Regions from separate parts of the Mus musculus genome. Here regions 2 and 3 are each linked to region 1. A link is a loop called in an ENCODE intact Hi-C map of the cell type or tissue named here. Cell type or tissue: left cerebral cortex. All regions are shown on one strand. Region 1 overlaps Csmd2 (CUB and Sushi multiple domains 2). Region 2 overlaps Csmd2 (CUB and Sushi multiple domains 2). Region 3 holds the start of Csmd2 (CUB and Sushi multiple domains 2).

Region 1 (8,000 bases):
TTTATTTTATTGCCGATCTTAATCTCTGCCTCCTTTTCTATTTGTATGTTTCTTATTGATTTGTAGAAGCTCTTTATATATTTTGACAAGATAATTATCCTGTCAATAAGTAACTGGTCTTAGAGCATTGCTTAGTTCTCACTCACAGAAGATACTTTAAATGGTAGAACACACCTTCTCCCAATCTGACCACATAAAACACTGGAGTTTTGTATCAGCGAGACCTACTCTCTTAGAAACAATACTGTATGCCAGCTCATGCGTTTCCAGAGAGTCCTCCATTGCCGCTCCCCATCTCCTCATAGGAGCACCAGGACTGCATGTGTTTGCCACCATACTGAGCCCTGTGTGAGTGCTGGAGTTCTGAACTCGGGTCCCCAAATTCTGAACTTGGGTCCCCAAGCTTGCGCAACAAGCACTTTGCCTGCTACACCTCCCTCAGCATCCTGGTCTGTTTTTTGTGTCTCCATCACGGTCTTGCTGTAGTTTTATGGTGACCTCTGCTCTCCGGGGAAAAGGGACCTCCCTCTTTCTTATTGGGAAAACACTCCACTGGGGACCCATATGCACTTGTGTCTTGTTGAAATTCAGAGTAAGTTTTTCAGCTTTCCCGCCAGATAAGGGATGTGTAGAAGGCTCTAGAAAGAACTGCCATGTTTTTGATAGTGAGTCTTCCTCCCCAGAACCGTGGGGCTCCCCTCACTTTTCGGGTATTTTTCATGATCTTTTTTTGGGGGGGTAGTAGTTCGAGACAGGGTTTCTCTGTGTAGCCCTGGCTGTCCTGGAACTCACTTTGTAGACCAGGCTGGCCTCGAACTCAGAAATCTGACTGCCTCTGCCTCCTGAGTGCTGGGATTAAAGACATGCGCCACCATGCCTGGCTACTTTTCATGATCTTTAACAAAGCATTTATAGTTTTCATCATGTAGGCCTAGTAAATTGCTTGTTAGGTTTATTCCTGAGTGGTTTTGCCGGTTTTTCTTGTTCTGGTAAACAGGATAATTTTGCAATTGCATTTTCTAATTGTTTGTGGCCGGTTTTAAAAAAAAGAAAAGAAAAGAAAGAAAGCAGGGTATTGATTTTTGTGTATTTCTTTTGTAACCTGCCATCCGATTGAACTCTCATTAGCTCTAATAGATTTAAAGCTGGTTAGTTTGGTTTTTCTAGGTTAGGCAATCATATTAGCTTCAAGCAATGCCATTTTGCCTACTCCTTTTCAAAGTACATGCTCTTCTCCTCGTTTGCTTGTTTGTTTTGTGTGTGTGTATGTGTGTGTGTGTGTGCACGTGTGTGTGTGTGTGTATGTAGTGTAGGTAAGTGAGAATGTGTGCATGAGAGTGTGCGCACACCTGTGCATACCAGTATGTGTCAGTAGTGGATTTTTTTCTCAATCACTCTCTACTTAATTTTTTTTTAAGATTAAAAACATGTCTGTGAGTGTTTGCCTGCATATTTGACTGTGTACCACATGCATGCTTGGCGCCCACAGAAGCCAGAAATGGACATTAGATTCTGTGTAACTGAAGTTCCAGATGCCACGTGGGTGCCGGGGACTGAATCTATGTTCTCTGCACAAGCAGTCAGTGTCCCTAACCACTGAGCTCTTTACCCCTAGCCACATCACTTTGGGATGGGGGTCTATAGCTGAACCTGGAGCTCACTGATTGGCTAGACTGGCTGACCAATGAGCTCCAGAGATCAGGTCCTCATCCTTAAGCTGAGACATCTGCACAGCCTCTTTCTTTCTGTTTTGGTTTTGTCTGTGCTCAGTGCCTCCAAAGCAAAATGATAGAATTGGCAACTCCCCGATTTCTTCATAAGAGGGACATAAAGGCACGTTCCTCTAAGTCCAGTGCCTATTTTTTTCTCTATTACAGGCCAGTGAAAACAAGCAAGGTTTCTAGAGATGGTTTATTCTCATTTAATATGCATCGAGCAGTTCTATTTTCCATATTAATGTTTTACACACACACACACACACACACACACACACACACTGGAGCAGTTTGGTTTGGAAGGAGCTGATGAGTGCTGGAAAGGGCAGAACCCCAAGCACTGTCTGGGTGCAGGTGTGGGGACGGTCCCATCACTGCAAGGCAGTGGTGAGAGTCTGCACTGAACTCATCACAGCCATGTTTAAACCCTTGCCCTCACATATTTGAGGTTGTATCACAGTTTACTTAACCATTTCCTCTTTCCATGGGCATTCAGACTGTTTCTCATCGTTCATGTTATAAATACATCTGTGGAGAACACATTCTCTCTCTCTCTCTCTCTCTCTCTCTCTCTCTCTCTCTCTCTCTCTCTGTGTGTGTGTGTGTGTGTGTGTGTGTGTGTGTGTGTGTGTAAAGCTGGTTTCCCCCTTGAATTTATGATCATTTCTTTAGGAACCATTCCCAGAATGAGTATTTTTTAAGACTTTTGATTCTTATTGCCAAATAGCTTCCCACAAGCATTCCATCATGTTGCTGAGCTGCAGCAAATATAGGAACAAGATCTTTAAGCTGAAAGATGACTTCTACCTCAAGGGAACAGAGTGGGCTTTGGAGTCAAGGTGCTGGGTTCAAGTTCTGGTTCCTCCCGTGAAACACTGGGGTGTGCATGCGTGCATATTACTGTGCAGGTCAGAGCTCAAACATAGCTGTTATTTCTCAGGAGCCACACATCTTCATTCATGAGACAAGGGTCTCACCAGTCTGGAATTTGTCAAGTAGGATGGGGTGACGAGCCATCGATCCTCAGAGATCCTCCTGTCTCTGCCTTCTATTGGCTGGGATTTCAAGCAACACTCTATACTACACCTGTCTCTAGTTACGTGAGTTCTGGGGTTTGAAGTAGGTCTCCATGTTCACAAGGCCAATGCTTTAGTGACTGAGTTATTTCCTCTGTCCCTGGATCATATTTTCATAAGAAGCTCTTGAGCCTCTGTTTGCCTACTTGTGAGAACTGGGGTGAGCTCCTTCTGAGGCCACGCTAAAGGCTGAATGAGAGAGCCAGCAATGACACTTGGCACAGAGCAGCAAGAGGCAAATGAGAGATACAGCCCCTCTCTTTGGACTGTTTTCAGATGTTCTCATTTTCTAACTAGGTTTGGAGATGTCCCCTGAAAAACAGGCTGCATTTCAGAGTGACTTCTGTCCTCAGCCCAGGCCCATCTGCCAGGGGGAAGCCATTTCCTGTGGCTGTCTGCTTGCCCCAGCTGTACGTTTAGCATCCTGCTCTGTGGAAGAGTGTCATGGTCTGCCCACCCTGACTGTCTATGGAAAGACCACACAAAAAAGGCCAGAACTCTGTTCTGGACCTGGGTAAATAAAGACAGCAGCCATCCCTAGCTTCCTTAGCATCTCTAGCATCCTCAGCATCCTTAGCATCTTCAGCATCCCTAGCATCTTCAGCATCCTTAGCATCCCCAGCATCCTTAGCATCCTCAGCATCCCTAGCACCCTCATCATCCCTAGCATCCTCATCATCCCTAGCATCCTCAGTATCCCTAGCATCTTCAGCATCCCTAGCACTCTCAGCATCCCTGGCACCCTCAGCATCCCTAGCATCTTCAGCATCCCTAGCACCCTCAGCATCCCTAGCATCCTCAGTATCCCTGGCATCCTCATCATCCCTAGCATCTTCAGCATCCCTAGCACCCTCAGCATCCCTAGCATCCTCGGTATCCCTAGCATCTTCAGCATCCCTAGCACCCTCAGCATCCCTGGCATCTTCAGCTTCCCTGGCATCCTCAGGAAAAACCATGATGACCAAATGGGGTGGTTGTCATCTGTCCAGTTCTTGTTTGCCTAATGCCAATTCTAATGCAAAAGTATCTTGGGTTTGCTTCCCTTTCTCTGCATCCTAGCTCCTGACCATGACCTTGTGAGGATACACTATACCATGAAGTTGTCCCCTACTTGTCTGCAGAAAGGCTCTCTTGTCCTTCCTCTAATGTGATCCAGTGTGAGCCTGCCAAATGTCCACAGCTGATCAGGACTATTCCCAAGCTGAAAACTCCTCCGTGATTCTTGCCATCCCTAGTCCAATGTCTCAGCTTGCTTCCTGAGGCCCTCCAGTGGCTACCAATGCTAAATCATGCATACCACTCATGCATCCATTTATTCCAGGGGCATTCTTTTTGTTGTTGCTGTTCTTTTTTTATTGAATATTTTCTTTATTTACATTTCAAATGTTATCCCCTTTCCCATTACCCCCTCAAAACTCCCTATCCCCTCCCCCCTCTATGAGGGTGCTCCCCCATTCATCCACTCCCACCTCCCTGCCCTAGCATTCCCCTACACTGGGGCATCGAGCCTTCACAGGACCAAGGGCCTCTCCTCCCATTGATGCCAGATAAGACCATCCTCTGCTACATATCCAGCTGGAGCCATGGGTCCCTCCATGTGTACTCTTTGGTTAGTAGTTTAGTCCCTGGGAGCTCTTGGTTGATATTGTTGTTCCTTCTATGGGGTTGCAAACCCCTTCAGCTCCTTCAGTTCTTTCTCTAACTCCTCCAGTGGGGACCTCGTGCTTGGTCCAATGGTTGGCTGCGAGCATCCACTTCTGTATTTGTCAGGCTCTGGCACAGCCTCTCAAGAGTCAGCCATATCAGGCTCACCAGGAGCGTTTTATACAGATCAGTGGCCAGGCAAAGTATTGAAGTTACAATTATTAAAGCGTTTCAAGCCAACCAATCCAGAACAAGTCCTAGTAGCTAAGTATATGTTCCCTTCCTCTACCTTTACCAGGCTCCTATGAGACAGGCATCACTTCCAGTCCTCTTTCGGGGGGGGGGGGGGCGGGAACTGATCCCCAGAAAGCAAACATAGCTTGCTGGAGGCAGCTTATCTCTCTCTGTAAAGCTTCATCCTTTGTCACTGGTGTCCCTGTCAGTCCCAATTCCTTTGACATGTATCATGTCTGAAGAGAACTATTAATATACACTGGTGACACATTAGCTTTCCACAGCTGTGGGAGAAAAATGGCTGTGAAAAATGAAAGGACTTTTACTTGGGCTCACAGTTTCAGAGATCTGGTCCATGGTTGCTTGGTGACACCATTCTGTGCTGTGGCAGGGAAGAATATTATAGTGGGGAATGCGCAGAGATAAAGTGTTTACAGAACAGCAGTCAGGAAGCAGAGAAAGAGAGAGAGAGAGAGAGAGAGAGAGAGAGAGAGAGAGAGAGAGAGAGACAGAGACAGAGAGACAGAGAGACAGAGAGAAGAAGAGAAGAAGAGAAGAGGAGAGAAGGAGGGGAAGAGGGGGAGGGAAGGGAGAAGGATAAAGAGAGGGAGGGAAGGAGGGAGGGAGGGAAGGAAGGGAGAAGGATAAAGAGAGGGAGGGAAGGAGGGAGGGAGGGAGGGAAGGAAGGGAGAAGGATAAAGAGAGGGAGGGAAGGAGGGAGGGAGGGAAGGAGGGAGGGAAGGGGAAAGAGAGAGAAAATCCCCGAAGCTCCTTCAAGAACCCATCCCATTACATACTTCCTCCAAGTGAATTTTTCCTCACCCCTCAATAGAGCCAACAACTGGAGATTCAACACATGAGCCTTGGGGAAACACCCCAGATGCTGTAATAGATGGTATTTGTGCATGTATCTTGTAGGAAATCTGGGCAAAAAACCAAACCAAACCAAAACACCTTCACAGCTCCGCTTAGCTGATCACTGATGGAGGACTAGCAAAGGAGCTGGAAAATGTTCCCAAGAGCTCAGCGCTGCCCTCGGAATTCCCGTCCTGTAGCCTGGCTCTGCTCCTTCCCCGAGAGGGGCTTTGCTTTGCTCTGTGGCCTCTCAGAGCCCATCCAAGGTCTGCGGTGAGCACTTGATAGCTGCACTAAATTAAATGAGACTGCATTCAACTAAATTGAATTGAGAATCAGGCATTTTTTGAGCAGTGACTGGGCCTTAAGTCCATTGTTGTCCTAATAACCTTGTGGTAGATAATGTTGCCTTCCCGTAAGCCAGGCCAGGCACTCCTGATTCAGAGGGCTTTCTGTTCAGGCTCAGTAGCTTTCCCCGGCATAGACCACAGGAAATAGATGTGTTCTCTGATGGCGTTTGCTGATAGGTCTCGGAGGTCAAACATCTGAACGCCTTTCATTGTTGCATGGCCTCGCTCTAATTACTTAACCTTTCCAAGGCTTCTGGTTTCTCATCGGTCTGTGTCCTGTGGGGATATCGGGGTAATTAAAAACCGGGGAACTGAATATAATGCTCTCACTACGCACTGTGCATAGTCAGAATGCACAAGTTTGGACGGCAGTTCTAAGCATCCTTTCCCTCTCTGCTGACCATGGCGAGCTGCGGGCAGTGGGTGGGAGACTTTGCAGGGACAGCAAGGCAGAGGCAGAAGTCTAACATCATGCTCTTCTCGGAGGCTGGTGAGATGAGGGCCTGTGGAGGGAGGTGGAGTTCCCACGCTCTATGCCTGGGGAAATACCAGAAGGCTGTAGAAACCCGAGGGGTGGGGGTGAGCTGGGAGAAGTAGAGCGAGGCCAGATGAGTAGTGTTTAATTCGGACAGCAACAGGGAGTCAACAAAGGCTTTATCCTGGAGGAGTATCCTGATCAGCTTTGAAAGATCCCCCTTGCTGCTTTGAGAGAATAGGATGGTGGGGGGGGAGGGGGGAGAGGAAGGAGGGGTGTGGGAAGGGACACAGACAATGATAACCAGAGTTGCTATTGTTTCCAGAGTTTGGATGAGACTGGGGCAGGGTGGTGGTGGTGGTGATGTCTGATCAAGGTAGTATAGGGGGAGATTGAGAGGGGGAGTGCCAAGATGAACCTTTGTTAGCTGGCATTCAGTAAATCAGAGGGATAAAGCAGGGGAGGACATGAAGACTCTGGCTGCCAGCTTTTGGCTTGAGTGGCTGGTGAGCAGAATGACAAGAAGGACTGGGCATACTGAGCTGTCAAAGACCCTTGTGGGCCACCCCAGGGTGTAGGAGCTGAGATTTAGTGTAAGTAATTGAACCAATGGTGAGCTGCAGGAACCCCTCCCCAACTCCGCTTGAAGACCCTTCCCACAATTCAAACAGTTTTCTAGATAATGAAAAGGAGCCGGGAGCTCAGAAGGCAGCACAGTGGGCAGACTTATCACAATGCAAGTGTGTGGAGCATGGTGATGCATGCTTGCAAATGCAGTGCTGGGAAATAGACAGGCAGATCCCTGGGGCTCCCTGGACAGCCATCCTAGCCTACCTGGTGAGCCCCAGGTCAGTGAGAGACCTGTCTCAAATGTGTGTGTGTGTGTGTGTGTGTGTGTGTGTGTGTGTGTGTGTGTGTGTGTGTGTAGAGGTGTCTAACAAATGACAGCACTAGAGGATATCCCTGGCTTTCCACATGTACATACATATCTGTAGGCATATACACACATGCACACAGGCACACAGGAATTCGTGCACTCATGCACGCACACACACACAAAGCAGAGATAACTAATGTTGGAAGGCATATGTCTCTATTCAACCCTGTGACATTTAAGATAAGAACTCGATGTGGTTTGGACTCCCTGAGTTGGGTCCCATGCTGACCTTCGAACCATGTGACTGTTTTGTCTCTGTGAGATCAGCTATAGCTCCTGGTGAGGGGCTCAGGAGGGCACAGTGGGTTCTGGGCTTTTCTCCTTCCTTGAGTCAAAGGAACAGATGGCACCTCCAGTTTCTTGATGCTTGAGGCTCGTGTCCACTGGCAACCTCTTCAGCAAGCCCAGGGCAGTGTGGAGAAAGTGGGTGCGTCTTACCTATGCCCTTTCTACTGATGCCAGCCCAGTGCCCGAGAGGAATCCCAGTCAGGAGAGAAGTGAGCATGTGTCACTTCTCTGTGGTCTGAGCAGTCTTTGTTGAAGACAGGAGTTTTAAGAGAAGGATGGAATCACAGGTATGGTCCACCCACAGCTGATTCTTTAAAGCTGCCTCAATAGACCATCCATCTTCCCAAGTCAACTGCCACCATCCACACTCAATTACCTCAGGCCACCTAGCAAACAAACAAACAAACAATAAACCTACCTTTGCCC
Region 2 (8,000 bases), 160 kb before region 1:
TTCTCAGAAAGCTAGAAAGCCATCAAGACCTTTGGTAGGAGGGGGAAGGAATCCATAAAGAGATCTCCCAGACTACGGCAGGCTTGAAAATCTACTACCCAGTTTGCTCCTCTCTTCAGAGCCAACTACTGACGATAGCTACTCCTTGTATAGCTGCTGCAGCTTCTCAGTCATAGTAATTTATTTATTTTTTCATTTCAGCAACCCAAGGCATATTGCAGTCATCCCACTTTGCAGATGAGAAAGCTGAAGTTAAGAATGGCCAGTAAACTCAGAGCTACAAAGGAGTCTGTTCTCAGTCCCCCTCCCCCTGCCTTGATTCACAGCCCCTTAGTCACAGGGTGACTCGTCTTGTGGTGGATAAGATAAAGGTCCAAGACCTAAACAAGTACTTATGTGCCCTAAGGAATTTGGGGAGGAGTGTGGATGAAAGAAAATCACTTACAGATAGCCATCCTCTCCTGAAACCCCATAGACCCGCCATGTTGAAATTGACTTGAACTTAGCCTAAAAGGAATGCAAGGTAGACCAGTTGTCTTTATCTATCACCTCTTCCAACACTGTAAACTGAGTGAAGGCCTTGACAGGGCATGGTGAATTATCCATAGAACCCCAAAGGAGTGGGCTCCTTCTATTTTGGAGTATGTAGAATCATAAAGATTTTCTTTAATTAGATAGTGCCGGATAGATTTAATTAAAGCTTCAAACCTGCAATTTTCTTTGTTTGATTGATCAGTTGGTGCTGATTGCCTGGAGCAATTATGCAGGAGGAGGGGGCTTTCAAATTCTGATGGCGAGAAGAGGCAGATGGAGTCGCCTCTTGGGTACTCAGTTGTCAGAGTGGTCCCGGAAAGGTTTGAATCACACAACTGTCTGCTTGCTAGGCAAATATAAACTAGAGTGCCTGAATTATACTTCTGTTTAAATGGTGGTCTTGGCTTATGTGCCTCAGTAGAAACTTCTCAAATATAACCATGCCCCTCCTGTCCTCAAGCTATGCCGTATCTTGGTTGTTGTTGTTTTTTGGTTTTTTTGTTTTTGTTTTTTGTTTTTGTCTTTCTTTCATGAAATAATTTAAGCACATTGTTGAGAAGGTTATACAGTGGTCTTTTAATTTGTCTAAATCTTAGTAGAGGTTCAGGAGAGACAGATCACTTCCCACAACCTCTGTGATCGTGATGGGTACTGAGGAATACCTTTGAATACAGAAGTCTTGGGTGTGAATCTTGCCTCTGCTGGTTCCTGGCTCTCAGATCCTGGGCAAGTACCCTTGGACGCCTCTCCCTTATCTGCAAAGAAGTGTGTTGAGCCGATGTGTGCAGATGAAGCACCCTTGTCTCATGTGTCCTGGGATCTCAATGAATGTCCTGCTCTCTGATGCCTTACTAAGTAAGACACTGGCACCCTCAATTCTTTATGAGCTTATGAGGCCACTGCCACCTTGCTCATTATTACACATGTAGCTGCCGACACCTCAGTTTGATACATACTGGTCTAACAGATGAATGCATGGCAGGCACAAATAGGGCCCCAAAGCAGGTGACACCAGTACAGAATGGAAGAGACAGCTCTGAAGAATTGCCACACTCATGAAGCTTGAGGTTGTAGACTGTCGTGGCCTGCTTTTGCTCTCCAGATCTAGTCAAGCTGTCTCAGAGTTAAGTTTCCTCCTCAGTTCCACACTGGTGCAGGAAGCCAAAGACAACCATCATGACATTATAGCCTAGAAAAATGTTTAAGTTTAAAACCACAAAGCGGAGGCCTACAAGATGCCTCAGAGGGTAAGGGAGCGTGCCGTCAAGTTCGTGATGACCTGAGTTCAATCCGTGGGACCCACATGGTGGAAGAAAAGAACTGACTTCCTGTCCTCTGACCTCCACAGGCTCATGTGTCAAGCTCACAACACCTCAACCCTAATTAAGTACATGTAATTTAAAAATCACATAACAGGTCTCAAAGATCTGTGCATGAGATTATTGGCTGTGTAAGAACATGGGCCTGGTCAACAGACACAGAGGAGGCAAAGGCACGAACATGGTAACCATACACTCATGGGGAGGATTGGTTATCTTTGAGGTTTTTTTCTTCTTTTTATTTAAAAAGGGTTTTTGTGACATGGTTGCATTATTTTTATAATAAGAATGCATTTTCAGTCAACTCAAAGTTAAATATGGACAAAAAAGAAAGAAAGAAGATGCTTCAATATATTCTCTCCGCCCACGATCACAGAGGGCAATGATAAGCTCAGGTGGGCCCAAAGGAGAATGGCCAGGACAAAGAGAAGGTTAGAGGGTAGGGGAAGATCAGTGCTTAACTGGAGAAAAAGAGATGCTTAGAGGGTGTGAGGCTTGTTGTCACAGCTAGGAAAGGACCTAGGCTGCAGCCAATGGTGGCACTGAGGCTGGGATGTGAACATTCCAGGAGAGCAAGCCGCAGTCCAGCTCTGACCTTGACTTCTATCTGGAACGGGGTTCCCTGGTTCTGGAATTGCCGGTGTGAACAGTTGACGCTCCCAGGACTGTCCCTCTGTGAGCAGTGTTGGGCTCTCTGTATGTGCATGCTAGGGACCAGAACTCAGCACTTAGCCAACTGAGCCATCTCCCTGCCCCAATTTGATATTTTAAATGAGCTTTATTCTGAACTTTAAACAACAAGGAAGCGATTATTTTATAAGGGTTTGCATTTCCATGGCTGACAGCTCTCTTAGGGTTTCCATTGCTGTGAAGAGACTTCATGACCAAGAACTCTTATAAAGGCAACAATTAATTGGGGCTGACTTAATGTGGTGGTTTGAATACTCTTGGATCATTGGAACTGAGATGATGAGGAGGTGTGACCTTGTCGGAGGAAGTGTATCACTGTGTAGGCCAGCTTTGAGGGTCTAGGCTCAGGTTCCACCCTGTGCGGAGGAGACCCTTCTCCTAGCTGCCTGGGCCCACTTTTCAATGAATCATAGGAGAACACGATGGGCCTGCCAATACCATTGATTCCCCTCTGCTTCCCAACAGAGTGGCTTCATTCTTGTTCACAGGAATGTGAGATGATTTTGAATCCTCACATTTTGCTGAATACCACTAGCTGCTACTCTCTCCTTCAGACTCTGAGACCCTTTTAACTCAGCCTGACTGTCACAAGGTCCCATCCTTGCTAGATAGTAGCCAGGTCTCAGTATCCTGGACCTGGGATCCAGATGCCAAGAAGCCCCAGAAGTCTGCTGTACCCAAATCCTACCCTGTGCCCTGGCATCCTAGACTAAGGCCCAAAGCTCTCTAAGCTCCAACTGGAAGTTTTGAATTGAACCCTTTGTTTTTTACACTGATCCCACAAGGTGGACACCATCCCCCCATTTCACAGATAGGAATGAGGTTTGGAGAGATTAAGGCGCACTGCAAGGCCCAGGCTCAACCCAGAATCAGGCTCTCGACACAGTACAGCAGCCCCAGGAGACCTGGATGGTGTCCTTGATCCTTGGGTAAACCCAGGCTCCAGAGGACCAAGGCCAGTGTTGTGAGATTTTTAAAAAAATATTTATGCTTCCTTTTAATTATGTATATGGTCAAGCACGTGTGAGTGCAGGCACCCATACCTTAGAGGTTTGGACCTGAGTCCCATCTGACTGGACCTGATGTTTGTCACTGTGGCTCCTGGGAAGATCCAACAGTTGTCTAGCCTCACTTTGAGGGCAGGAAGGAGGACAGGGCTGTGGGGTGGGTTGGTGACAAATACAGAATTGGGTATAGGAAGAAAGAGGGAAGCTTGTTCCAGAAGACTCTAGGAATAGAGACTGCGATAGGTTGAGGGAACCCCATCTTGCAGGTAAGGGCTGATGGGTGTATGGGGCAGGGATAGCCTGCCTTGCTGGCATGCTTCTCTCAGGACTTAGTCATGGGTTTCAGAGAACAGAGCCTCAAAGACAAGAAGCTTGCCAGGCCCAGACAGACAGTGGAGGCTGTCCTTGGCTGTTTTCCTGGCCTACTCTCCAGTGCAGTTCTCTTGCTCGTCAACCAACCTGCCCTGGTGCCTTCTCTCTGTCCTCTCATCGCTTTCCTTGTTTCTGTGTTCCCTGGTCTGATGTGTTAGTGGCTTCGATGTGTCCCTGAAGCATGACCACAGTGGGACTTCCTGGTTGAGTATTTTAAAGCATACACACCCCAGTGACTGTCAGAATGTCCACGCCTCTCACTTGTTACCAAAGGCCAATAGCTTACTTGCTAATCAACAGCTGAAGGCGTTGGTGTTTATTTTTAGGCTGCTTTAGTGCGTAAGGGCAGAGTCTCAGGGGTCCTGGTTGGTTTTACTGGTTTCCCTTTGAACTGTTGCCAGTGTCCTGTTCCGTTGAGGTCAAGGGCCATAAGAGAACTACATGTCATTATTGATTTCAGGCTCTTTGAGGTCAAGAAGTTGATGGTCAAAAGGCCACATCTATCTGGCTTGCCTTTCCCCTCAGTGGCACACATTGTCCACATTGTGGTGTGGTCCTGTTTTAGCTCCTACTCTATGATCCAATACACTGATCCTGGATATGGATAGGGGATGGTTGAAGGAAGTCCTCTTACCCAGCTAAACTAACTCCTTCCTCTAGAAAATGAGTGCCATGGTTTCAAGGTCTTAGACTACACATGGAAAGCACCAGTATCAGGCTACAGGACTCACGGGGGAACCTGGGACTAAGGCATGCATCTGTGTATCAGTGGAGATACATTGTGGCTAGGACCAGCTCTGTTGCCCAATGATGCTGTTTGGTCCCCAGGGGTAACCAGAGCAACAACTACTACATGCCATTTGCTGTCCCAGAATTCAGAGTGGTGCTCAGGGCTTGACTGTATGAGTTCAATCCCAGGCCTTCTATTTACAGCTCCCTTCATCTTCCACAGCCTCAGCTGTGAAATGGAAATTTAGTCCGTGGAGTATGAATTATATTTTCCATACTGGGACAGCAGTGAGTGATGACAACCCTTAGTTCCAGAAGAAGCTACAAGCCTGAATGTCCGAATGATCCAAGGATGGCCAGTGGCCAGAGCTACTGGCATCTTAGAGCTAGAGAGATGAGACCCATCTTGGCACATGGCTCAGTAGCGTGTCTCCACTGTGACATGGCCAAATTCTGAGTCCATGGATAATCTTTGTTCTGGGAGCTGACCTCTGCATCCTTGGCCTGCTGGTAGCACCTCTGCCTCTACTGTAAAAACTAAGATGTGTCCAGACAGTGGCCAATATCTCCCAGGGGTGGGTAGGAATGTTTGCGAGACTGAAGAGGTGGGACATACACTCCTAACCTCACCCAGCCTGGATCTCTTCCATGCCACAGGCTGCACATGATGCTTTACGATTAGCTGTCCTCAGCGAAGGCCCAGCATGCAGGTGTCTCTCCGTTTCATGACAGAAGCAGGGGTATGGGAGGGCTGGGACCCCAAAGGCAAGGCCAGGCTGAGAGGGGAGCAGACAGGGTTTGTCTCCCAGCCATTGAAAGCCTTTTTATCTTTTCCATTAAAAAGATTCACGGCCCTTCTGTTACTCCATTTCCGCAAAGAATCAATTGAAAAGATCAAAAATACGGCATCTGGAGAGGTTAAAATTAGATTCTTACCAAATACAAAGTGGGAAAGAGAAGGAAGAAAATAGAAACAGGGGGCCCCACGACCTGCACAAATCTCCCATTTGCTGCCAGGGAGCTGAGCTGTGAGGCTCAGAATAGGAGTTCCCGGATGGCCAGCGGGGAGTAGAGCACAGCCGGCCTCCTCCAGGATGTGGCCCCCGCTTCCTCAGCTTCTGGCTTCCTCCTTCCCTTCATTGGATACCTATTTGCATTATATAAACATTCTAGCTTAGAGAAACTTGGAAAATGCAGACCAACCTAAGGAATTTTTTTTTGAAAACTTAGGCCTTACTCCCGGTGTAGAGTGACCACGGCCAATTAGCCCGGCCTCTGATCATGTGTGCCCAGAGAGAATTATCTAGAAACCTCCCAGGACACTTAGACCTGGGTTTTATTCTATTGGCTCACACAAACCACCCTTTCCCCCTTGGAGCTTCCTTCTAGACCCTCCTTCAAGAGTGATTGGACCCTCATGGCTCCTCCTCTGTCCCCGCCTCTCCTGTGCCAGTCTTTCCAGCTGAGCACCATGGAACTTCCTTCCAAGAGGCTTGCTCCATTCCAGGTCTTGCATCCTTTCTCCTCTAGATATCACCTTTGGTGAAAACCCAGGGTACAATTCAAGCCCCAGTTGTGGCGTGGCCACCCCAAAGAGGGTCCTTGACGATGACCTGATGGTCAGGATCTGGTCAGGAGACCCACATGGGCAGTGGTGGGATCACAGGTAAGACAGCCAGGATACGGTGGAGAGAAATGACCCTGGAGGATTTAGCGGTGTTGAGGAGCAGAGGAAAATCAGGAGGATTCTGCGTGTGTTGTGATTAATATAGAGTGGGTTTTTTATTGGCAGGCCTCATTCATTCATGTATTCATTCTCCAAAGGGTGTGTGTGGCCACTCTACACCAAGAGGAAACAGGAAACAAAACACAACACACAAATCCCTGGCTCTTCACAGCTGCCCTTCTAAGAAGAGGCAAATAGGCAAAGTAAAAGATTGAGAGGTGGGGCAGGCAGCCTGGTGAACATCCCCAGATTCTGTAGAACCCCTAAATGGACCAAATCTCTGCTTCTATGGACCCCTTTATACACTTCCATTTGACCACAGCCAGCTTCGAACACTGATGGCTTCCCTAACTTAGTAGTGGGCACTTCATTAGTATGATAGAAGTATAAAGGATTTTTTTTTTTTTTTTGGAGACAGGGTCTTATATAATTCTAGCTAGTCTTGAACTAGCTATGTAGTTAAAGGTGACCTCAAGTTTCAGGTCCTCCTGCTAGTTACACACGAGCTGCTAGCATTACAGGCACACACCACTAGTTCTGGGAGTGGAGTCTAGGACTTCCCAGATGCCGGACAAACACTCTACCAACTGAGCTACATCCCATTCTGATGGTTTCCTTTCCCCTTACATCTTTTCTTCTGTCTTGGGGGACGATATGCTGGGATCAAACCCACGGCTTCACATGAACAGGGCAGTAGTGTTGAGTTCCATCACTAGCCCATGAAAATTCAATATTTTGTCATCGCCCTCATAGTGGCCACCACTAACCCCGTCATCAGCACCATCATGGCTGTCCCCATCACCATCACTGTCACCACCATCACCACTACTGCATCCATTCCTTGCCCTGTGCCTTAACCTTCTGCTAAATTACCTTCCCGTATGGATAAGTGAAACCGCAGGGTTGTTTGTTTGTTTGTTTGTTTGTTTGAGACAGTGTTTCTCTGTATAGCCTTGGCTGTCCTAAAACTCACTCTGTAGACCAGGCTGGCCTCGAACTCAGAAATCTGCCTGCCTCTGCCTCCCAAGTACTGGAATTAAAGACGTGCGCCACTGTCTGGCTTTTATTATGGAGATAGGTGCTGTTGTGGTTCCTATCATACAGAGGAACAAACAAAGCCCAGAGAAGTCAAGTGAGCCAAGCAGGGTTACACAGTGTGAAGGGCAGGGGCAGAGGCCTGTCTGATTGCAGAGTGTGAGCACTTAGCTGCAGCTGGCTCCTACATAGTGCATGAGAGAAGCGAGTGGCCTTCTGCTCAGAGCTCAAAAGCTCTGCTTTGCTGATGTCTGTCTTAGAGCTATTCTCAGCTACCCCTGTGTCCTTGTCTGCCCCTGACCAGGTGACAGTGATTGGCTTTCCTGTCACAGACACCCCATGCCACCCCTGGTTCTCTCTCCGCTTTTAGGCCTGGAAAAGTCAGGCCTGCCGGGCATTATGGATCAGAGTTAGAAACTTGAACCACTCTGACCAATGTCATTGCGTGCCTAGAGCGTGGCTCACCTTCCTGCCCTGCCTCCACCCCAGCTTTGCCTGCCAGAGCTCAGATGTGTGGTGCTATAAAAAGCCAGATAGTAATATGCAAATCACTCTGATTATTTATGGCCGAGTTAGTAAATACGCTGG
Region 3 (8,000 bases), 250 kb before region 1:
CTGGGCCTGGACAATGAGAAACGAACAGCCCCCTCCTCGCTACCCTAGGCATATAAAGCAGGCCTTTCACTGAGGTTTTCTGGCCGCTTCAGTTGGTTCTTGGCACTCAGAGAGACTGAGTCGGGATGGGCCAGTGTGATGGGGGTGGGGAATGGGACCCGCGATTCACAGGATTCTCCATACCCACTCCGGGGGCCACCAGGCGCCTTCCCCAGCTGTGGGATGAGCTCATGCAGGGAAACCGGAACCGCCAGGGTTGGGGTTGGGGCAGAAAGAGAAAGACTCGTACCAAGCGCTCTGAGAAAGTGTGGCTCTGTGGAGCAAGTTTTTGGTGGGAATAAGAAGTAGCGTCCACTCCTCCTCCATATCCCCCTCCACTCCAATCCCAGACAGAACCCCGAAGCCCTATTGTACGCCTTTCCTGAGAAATTCACAGGCTCGCCGCCGACAGCTGGTCAACTTGGGTTGCAGAAACCCCCTAACCCAAGTTGCCAACCCTGAAGTCCCTCTCTTAACCCTTCCCAGGAAATGTCCCGGCCTCGCCGCCCGCCATCAGGGTTCCCGGGCTCCTGAGCCTCCAGGATGACAGAACGCCAGCTTGGCCAAATCACTTGATTGCCAGACTGCCTAAACGCAAGATCTGCCTCTCTGGGTGACTCTGGCAGAGGGGGGTGGGGTGGGATGTACATCGGCAGGTGCTTTTACGCTGCGCTCGCCAGGCGGAGCCTTCTCCCCCTGCCATGTTGCTCGCGGTCCTCTCCGGCCTCCCTCATCTCCCTAGGCGTCTCTTCGCCCTAGGCAAGAGTTTGGCGTAGGCAACGAAGGGGCCCTCGTGACTGGCAGAGCAGCCTAGGGTAGACCAGCCTGAGACCGCTGCTGAGGCGGAGGGGGGTTGGTGTGTGTGTGTGTGTGTGTGGGGGGGAACTACGCTGCGCCCTTGTGGGTCTGAAGGCAGCCGCTACCAGCCTGTAGAAGATAAGGGTTCACTTCCTTGGGAGAAACTCATCTGGTTTGGGGCCCTGGTTGGGTGGGTATGGGGGACAAGCAGAGTCCAGTCACTTAAATTAGAGGGTAAATTGTTCAAGGGACTCGTACACAACACTTCCATCAATCCCATACCCGCTCCCGCCCCCAATCTCAGTATACATCCCTGCGGTTTTGTCTTAGACTAGGGGTAGGACTGCCCTGGACTGAATGAAGGGACCATTCACCACCCCCACCCCTCCTGTTTCACTCACCCTTCAATTCTTAACCCTGTCTTCTTCTGTGTCCACGAACCCATCTCCTGGGGTGGGCTACAGCTAGCTGAGCTCCAGAGTGTCCTCCCCAGACCCAAGACTACAAGTTCAAAGCCAGTACCCAAGATTTTCTCGCAAGACCCACGACTCCGGGGAACTGCAATCTTCTTTGGTTACCTCTCCCCAGACAGTATTCCCATTTCCAAACGTGGAGGAGGCGTGTGTGTGTGTGCCTGAGTATGCAAGAGTGTGTGTTTCTGTGCGTGAGTGCGTGTGTGTGTGTGTGTGTGTGTGTGTGTGTGTGTGTACACGGGAGGGGATGTACTGATGGTGATCTTTTACATGAAAACCGGAGGACTGAACTTAAAAGAAACTGGTCAATTGTAGAACAAATAGGAATAAACAACCCTTTAGATGTAATTTGTGGTTTATTAGGGGGTGCAGGTGGCGCTGAAGAACACCCCCCCATCCAGTTTTTTTTTTTTCCTTAACTGCGCCTCCACCCCCAGCATTTGGAGCGGCGGAGAAGCGGCTCCGGAGTGATTAATCCGGGGATAATTCACCCCCCCCCCGCCCCCCGGCGCGAACCCCGCGAAGCGGGATTGGAGCGAGTCATTTCCGAGAGCGCAGCGCGCCTCTCCCCGGCCGGGCGGACACTTGGTTCATTCCAGCCGCAGAAGCTCAGGGCTCCCGCGTACCGGGATTTTTTTCCCCCCCTCCCGGAGCAGGAAGAAAAAAAAAAAAAAAAAAAAAAAAAAAAGCTACAGAGCTCTCCTGACCTCCTTTCTCCTCGGCGGCGGGCGAAGCCTCTCCCTCGGGCTGCTGGCCGCGCTATGCCGCGCTCGCGGGGACCGGAGCAAGGATGTTGCGGCTGCCCGGCAGTGAGGGCTCGCGGCGAAATCGGGATTTGGGCGCTTGTGCCGGGTACCGGGAGTCGCTGGGGCCGCCCGCCGCCACCACCACCGCCGCCACCACCGCCGCCACCGCTGCTGCTGCTGCTGGGCTGGGGGCTGCTCAGTGCCTCGGCTGCCGCGGGTGAGTCTGACCGCGCCGCCCGCCCCACCCGAGCCCACCCAACCTCGACGCGGTCCCAGTCCCTTCCCCCACCTCGGCTTGGCTTCCTTCTTCCGATTACCCACCCTGCTGCTCATCCTCCTCTCTGTCTGCCCAGATCACCTACTCCATCTTCGACCACATCCTCACCTCTACCCTCATGGATGTCCCCAACCCCAGCTACAACTTAGCCGGATCCGGCCGGTATGGGGGGCCTGGGAGACAGACATCCCCCTCCATGGGTTGCGGGCCACCTGGACTGTGGCTTCAGTTTCTCCTGTCTCCCAGCCCCCCAAGATGCCAAGCTTTTCCGGGATAAACTTTCCCAGAGCCATACTCCCCCATCTCTCCCCATTCCGCCTGGCACACCCGTCCTGGGGGTTGGAGAGTCTCGGCGCGCCCCCTCCGCGTCTGGAGGGTCTGTCTTTCCCTGCCCCCGCCCATTTTCTCCGACCAAAGCCTTTGCCCCCGCCCAAACAGCCCTGAGACTGCGGTCACCACCCACCTCCTCAGACGCCCTCCGCCCGCCCCCTCGGTGCTTGGGCTGGGGGCGGGATGCAGGTGGGCGCGCGCCCAGGTCGGGGGTCCGTGCAATCTTTCTTGAAGGGCTCATGTGAAGATCTGAAGGGGGGTTGAACCACTGGAGGTGGAGGAGGAGGTCGTGCCGGGTGGGGAGGGAGGAGGGGGAATGTCACTGCCAGGGTCCGTGCCGACACATCCCCTCTACTGGCTCCTACTCCGCGCCAAAGTGCCCTTTCCCGCGCCCTGCTGCAGCCAAACGCCTGGGCTGCGGCATCCGTGGCTCGGGTGGCAGACTCGATCTCCTTAAGCCAGCCCGGACAGACCTGAAGGGTGTGGAGAGTCGCGGGACTTTAGGATGGATGTGTGGTTGCAGCTTACAGTTCCTGGGAGAGAGGCATGTGGACCCTTTAGTGAGCCCAGTTGCTCTAAAGGTTGTTGGTTTCAACTGGTCTTCTACTTTACCCACGGCACCTTCAGATGCTTAGCCACAACCTAGAAAGTTCCGTGTGCCCGTGGGGGGACCGGTCCAAACGGGGATGCCTGGAGCTGCGTTTTCACTTTACTGGATGCTGACACCCGCTGGGGAAGAACACCCGAAGCACCTGATGCCTGGGCCTGGAGCCGGGACACCCCGCCCCACAGTAGTGGTTTTGTTGTTGTTGCTTGTTTGCTTGGTGTTTTAAAACCACAGGTTGAGCCTCTCAAGCCTTGTCCTGGGCCATCCCCAAGCCCTGGCGCTTCTTGGAAAGTGTGCCCCCTCCCGTGGTTGGCCAGTGTGTGGTAAAAACTCTCATGCCCTCTCTGGCTTTCAGCATCTTGTGAAATGTCCCATCAGACGTTGTCATTCACCATATAACCATTCAGTGTTGGGGTTTCCTGTCAGGGAGGGCTCCCCAAGACAGTCTTGTCTGTTTATCCCTACTTGACCGGACTTTCTCAGGTAATCCTAAGAAGTCATAGCCACTGACACCCAGAGAGGGGCGCCCGCGGTGCGCGTGCCTCTCTCAGCTTAGGCCTCTCCGCACACCCACACCCACCGGGAGGCCGCTCACACCAAATGCTTCTGGTCACCAAGACTTATCACATGAGCTGTGGGGTCCGTTGTTACTTGCTGTGGGGCCCATTGGATGTTTGTCCAGGCAAAGGCCCCCTTTGCCTTGGCCAATTGGAACTTGTTTGGGATTGCTAGATTTGTTTTCCTTGCTAGGTTTGCCCCTGCCCCTTTGAGTATGCCATGCCCCTGGGGAGAGAAAAAGGCCAACTCACCCGGGCCTGCACAGTATTCTGCAGTGCTGGAAGGCTGCCTTTTTGAGATCCATTTGTCGTTGTCTCTTGGGTAGGTACCTAAGTTGGAGTGTATGTGTGTCTAAAGGAGGGGCAGTTGCTCTCTGGTGGGCCCAGACCTGGCTCCCAGAGCGCTCACTTCTTTTGGAAGCTTTCCTGTGCATTTCCACCAACTATCCGGCCTTGTAGGCAGCAGACATTTGGAAATGGAGTTAGTGAAGGGAGGTGGGCAGGAAGTGGTGTGAGAGGTATGGGAGAGGCATTCTTTTTGTGATCTCTGCATACTGTTGACCATGAAATGTGCTTTGGGGCATTTAGTACTTCCCTGGGCTGGAGAGATGGACTGTGAGGATTTGTGTGTATGTACGTGTGTGTGTGTGAGTGTGTGTGTGTGTGTGTGTGTGTGTGTGTGTGTTTTCCTTGTCCATGCCTGTTTCCTTCCTCTCCATCCTTCCTGGCCTGCCTCCCATCACACTCCTTCCTCCACCGCTGTAGGACCCCAGCCTCCCTAGAGACCTCTCTTCAATTACCTGCCCCCCCACCCCCACTTTCCCTCAGTCATCCTCTCTCCTTGAAACCTGCTTCCCCTCGGCCTGCAAACACCTGTATCTTTCACATAAAACACACCAAGAAGATGTCTTGCTTGGCCTTCCTGAGCCCATTCAACCACTGTCTGCCCAAACTCTCTTCAAAGGCGGGTATTTCATCCATTTTCCCTGCTCCTAGCCATTCCCTGTAGCTTGGCATTGAAACGTACCTATCACCCGATCACCTCACTGCTGACCCCCCTGTACTTCCCCTGCCTGTGCCTATGGTCCCGGCCCTTTGAACCACTCCATTGCAGTCCGTTAGGATTCCGGGTTTCACCACCTCTCCCTCTCTAATACGAACACTCAGCTTCCTCCTTGAAGTATGGTGCCCAGGAACAATCAATCAGCCGGTCCTCACTCTCCTGGTGAGCTCAGCCTGCTTAGTCCTCTAATACTGTTCACATGCTTCCAGACAGGTCTGTCCTGCCAAATGTGGTGTCTGCTGCCTTCCTAGTGTGTAGATAAGCTCAGTCTACGCAGCCTGCGCAGGCACCTGCCCTCAAGGCACCTTCTCAAGGCCGGAGCACTCATGTCTTTCCTCCAGAGATGCCCAGGTACCCAGCCTTAGGTGGGCCCTCCTTTCCTTCCATGTTGTTGGCCACTGAGACCTGAAATTAGACACCCTCCTTTCTTCTCCAGAACTGCTGCTTTTCTTTGGAATGAGAGCCTAGGAAGAGAAAGAGAGAGAGAGAGAGAGAGAGAGAGAGAGAGAGAGAGAGAGAGAGAGAGAGAGAGAGAGAGAAGGCTGGGATGTCTTCTCGCTTTTTAAAAATTAGGTATTTTCTTCATTTACATTTCCAGTGCTATCCCAAAAGTCCCCCATAACTCCCCCCCCCCACTCCCCTACTCACCCACTCCTACTTCTTGGCCCTGGTGTTCCCCTGTACTGAGGCATATAAAGTTTGCACGACCAATGGGCCTCTCTTTCCACTGATGGCCGACTAGGCCATCTTCTGATACATATGCAGCTAGAGACACGAGCTCCGGGGTACTGGTTAGTTCATATTGTTGTTCCACCTATAGGGTTGCAGATCCCTTTAGCTCCTTGGGTACTTTCTCTAGCTCCTCCATTGGGCGCCCTGTGATACATCCAATAGCTGACTGTGAACATCCACTTCTGTGTTTGCTAGGCCCCGGCATAGTCTCACAAGAGACAGCTATATCAGGGTCCTTTCACCAAAATCTTGCTAGTGTATGCAATGGTGTCAGCGTTTTGAGGCTGATTATGGGATGGATCTCCGGATATGGCAGTCTCTAGATGGTCCATCCTTTCGTCTCAGCTTCAAACTTTGTCTCTGTAACTCCCCTCGTTCTTTAGAAGTGCTTTCAACTAGGACAGATATTAAACTCTATATTAAGGAGTTCTGATTTTTTTTCTCCCATCTCCTCACCTTTATGGTTTAAAAACTAAATTTTAGCCAACGTCTTTTGCATTGCTTGTCACTTAAGGGCTAACTTTTAGTCTGTCTCTTGCATCAGAAGGACCCACTGTTCTGTCATGGTACCCAGTTAATGTAAAAGTGTTGGTCTCAACTACAAAACTGAGCACCAAGGAACAGTGCTTTAATTCTCTTAGTAGCCCCAGCACCCAGCTCTGCCAGGCCTGCTCAGCATAGAGCTGCTGTTTGACGGACAGCTCTTCCACCAGCAGATGGTTTTCGAAATTCTCTTCCGTGGACTGTTTTCCAGGGATTGTTGATGCAAGACCGAGTTTCAGGGATGAGGGAAGCCAGCTGTATGTAGAGGTAACACAGTGACAGACCCTGACTTCCCAGGTGTGTTTCCTTACAACTAAATGTCACAGGTTGGTGAGCTAGTGTTCTAGGTTCTAGAAGCATAGCCACAAGTCCTCAAACCCCACCCCCTGTCCCCAGCTCCCCACAGGGGAATGCCCAAGGAAAGGCGGTTAACTGCTCAGTCATCAAGGTGTGTTTGGGCTTGAAGTCTCATTTACAGTTGATGTGTCTGACTGTGTGTGTGTGTGTGTGTGTGTGTGTGTGTGTGTGTGTGTTAATAAATAGGCTGACTATAGCTTAGTAGGCAGTTCTGTAGCTAGGGTTGGTGACTGTATGACTGTTCAAGGGGAAGCTAGAATTAAAGAACTGGAAAGCTTAGTGTGCAGGGTCTTAGACACTGATGGGTTCTGTTGGTTCAGAGGAAGCCAGCAGGTGGCTTTGACAGCAGCGGCTCCTGTGCCTGGCTTACCCACTTCATCGTCACCGTCATGGTCATGAGAGCAGGCTTCAGGGAATCCAATTGCTCAGCAGAATACATGCTCCTGTTAGAGATCTGGCTGATCTTCAGAGCTCTCTGAGGCACAGGGATCCCCAAACTCCAAAGAAACAGTCATTCCCATGATAGGGATAAGATTCCAAAAGAGAAAGAAAGCTGACCAGGGCTACACTTGCCTTGGGAAGATACAGCTTAAAAGGGGAAGACGGATCTGAGCAGCAACACGGAGGACAAAGGAGGCAGGCGGGGAGGCTGCGTGCTTTTAGCATGCATCCTTCGAGCTAGGGTTTTCAGAAACTTGTCTGGGCAGCCAGGGGAGTGACAGCTTTAGCTAAGGTTCACCGAGAGCTCACTGGTAAAGTCTCCAGCTCTAATGGATTAAGTCAGTTTCTACAGCAGTGTCCCAGGCAGGATTTGGACCCAGGTCTACCTGACTCAGGATCCCTTATACATTCCTACAGATGTCATTCATCTCCGGGGACACACGCGGTATCAGCCACTTGGAATCCTCCTGCCGTGGACCCTGAGCTTCTAGTCATCATAAAAGCCATACTTCCTCCATCTTCAGTGCAGATGTCTGGGATGAGTGCAAAGTCACTTTGTTCTTAAGGCCGGCCAACAGCTATCTAGGTAGAACTCGGCTGCTGGGGCTTAGGCTTGCCCACATAGTGTGAGAGTAAAACCTTTTTCACCTTCTTCCCCAAGACCCTATGAGCTTCAGTTTCTTGCCTGAACTTTGAAGTTTCTGGGGGCGACAAAGCCCTCATTTATACTTTCTCCCACATGGCGTAGGCCCTAAAATAGTATGGGGTTTCCCAATCCAACTTCAATGGCTCATTCTTCAGGGAGAGTCCTGGGTGGCCACCCCCAGGAGCCGTAATCAGAGAAGTGCTTCTGGTACAAGCCGGGTGCATCAAGGCTACTCACATCAAGTCCAATGCTCAGAAAGCCATTGTGTCAGGTCTTGAGCCATCGTCATCCGATGCCTGGGTAGAGCAGGAGCTCGTGACTCCTGGCTCTCCTTTTTGGGGAGAGTTTTCCCACTGAAAACTCCATTGCACTTTCCACTTCGCTGTTGCTG

Evidence for each region. Hi-C counts contacts between places; a loop is a spot of excess contacts. Peaks named below come from ENCODE experiments on the same cell type or tissue, not always from the same donor. Only the 100,000 strongest peaks of a DNase experiment are listed, where the experiment ranks them.
Region 2: it touches region 1 in a loop (2.0-fold over the local background); 4 of 42 quality-filtered maps call a loop at or near these places.
Region 3: a loop joins it to region 1, with 11 times the contacts of the local background. A loop is called at or near these places in 4 of 42 quality-filtered maps.

The regions. Positions count from the first base shown.
Region 1 is chr4:128,235,287-128,243,286 of GRCm38, forward strand. All of the region lies in intron 5 of Csmd2 (CUB and Sushi multiple domains 2), which reads left to right. Among named protein-coding and RNA genes, the nearest start is that of Hmgb4, 22 kb to the right of the region's middle. In left cerebral cortex, a CTCF peak has its summit at 4,069; DNase peaks (open chromatin) are centred at 1,610, 2,458, 3,985, 5,592 and 2 more places; H3K27ac peaks cover 188 bases.
Region 2 is chr4:128,079,636-128,087,635 of GRCm38, forward strand. The region is part of intron 2 of Csmd2 (CUB and Sushi multiple domains 2); the gene reads left to right. Among named protein-coding and RNA genes, the nearest start is that of Csmd2os, 81 kb to the right of the region's middle. In left cerebral cortex, no CTCF peak of the experiment used is centred here; DNase peaks (open chromatin) are centred at 3,933, 4,961, 5,687 and 7,924; H3K27ac peaks cover 1,507 bases.
Region 3 is chr4:127,985,999-127,993,998 of GRCm38, forward strand. It overlaps Csmd2 (CUB and Sushi multiple domains 2), which reads left to right and starts at 2,046. Exons shown (of 71, transcript NM_001281955.1): 1 at 2,046-2,273. The coding sequence starts at 2,072. It also overlaps a transcript of CK137956 not described here. In left cerebral cortex, CTCF peaks have their summits at 728, 3,785 and 6,853 (motif pointing right); DNase peaks (open chromatin) are centred at 108, 813, 1,465, 1,913 and 6 more places; H3K4me3 peaks cover 4,243 bases; H3K27ac peaks cover 3,068 bases.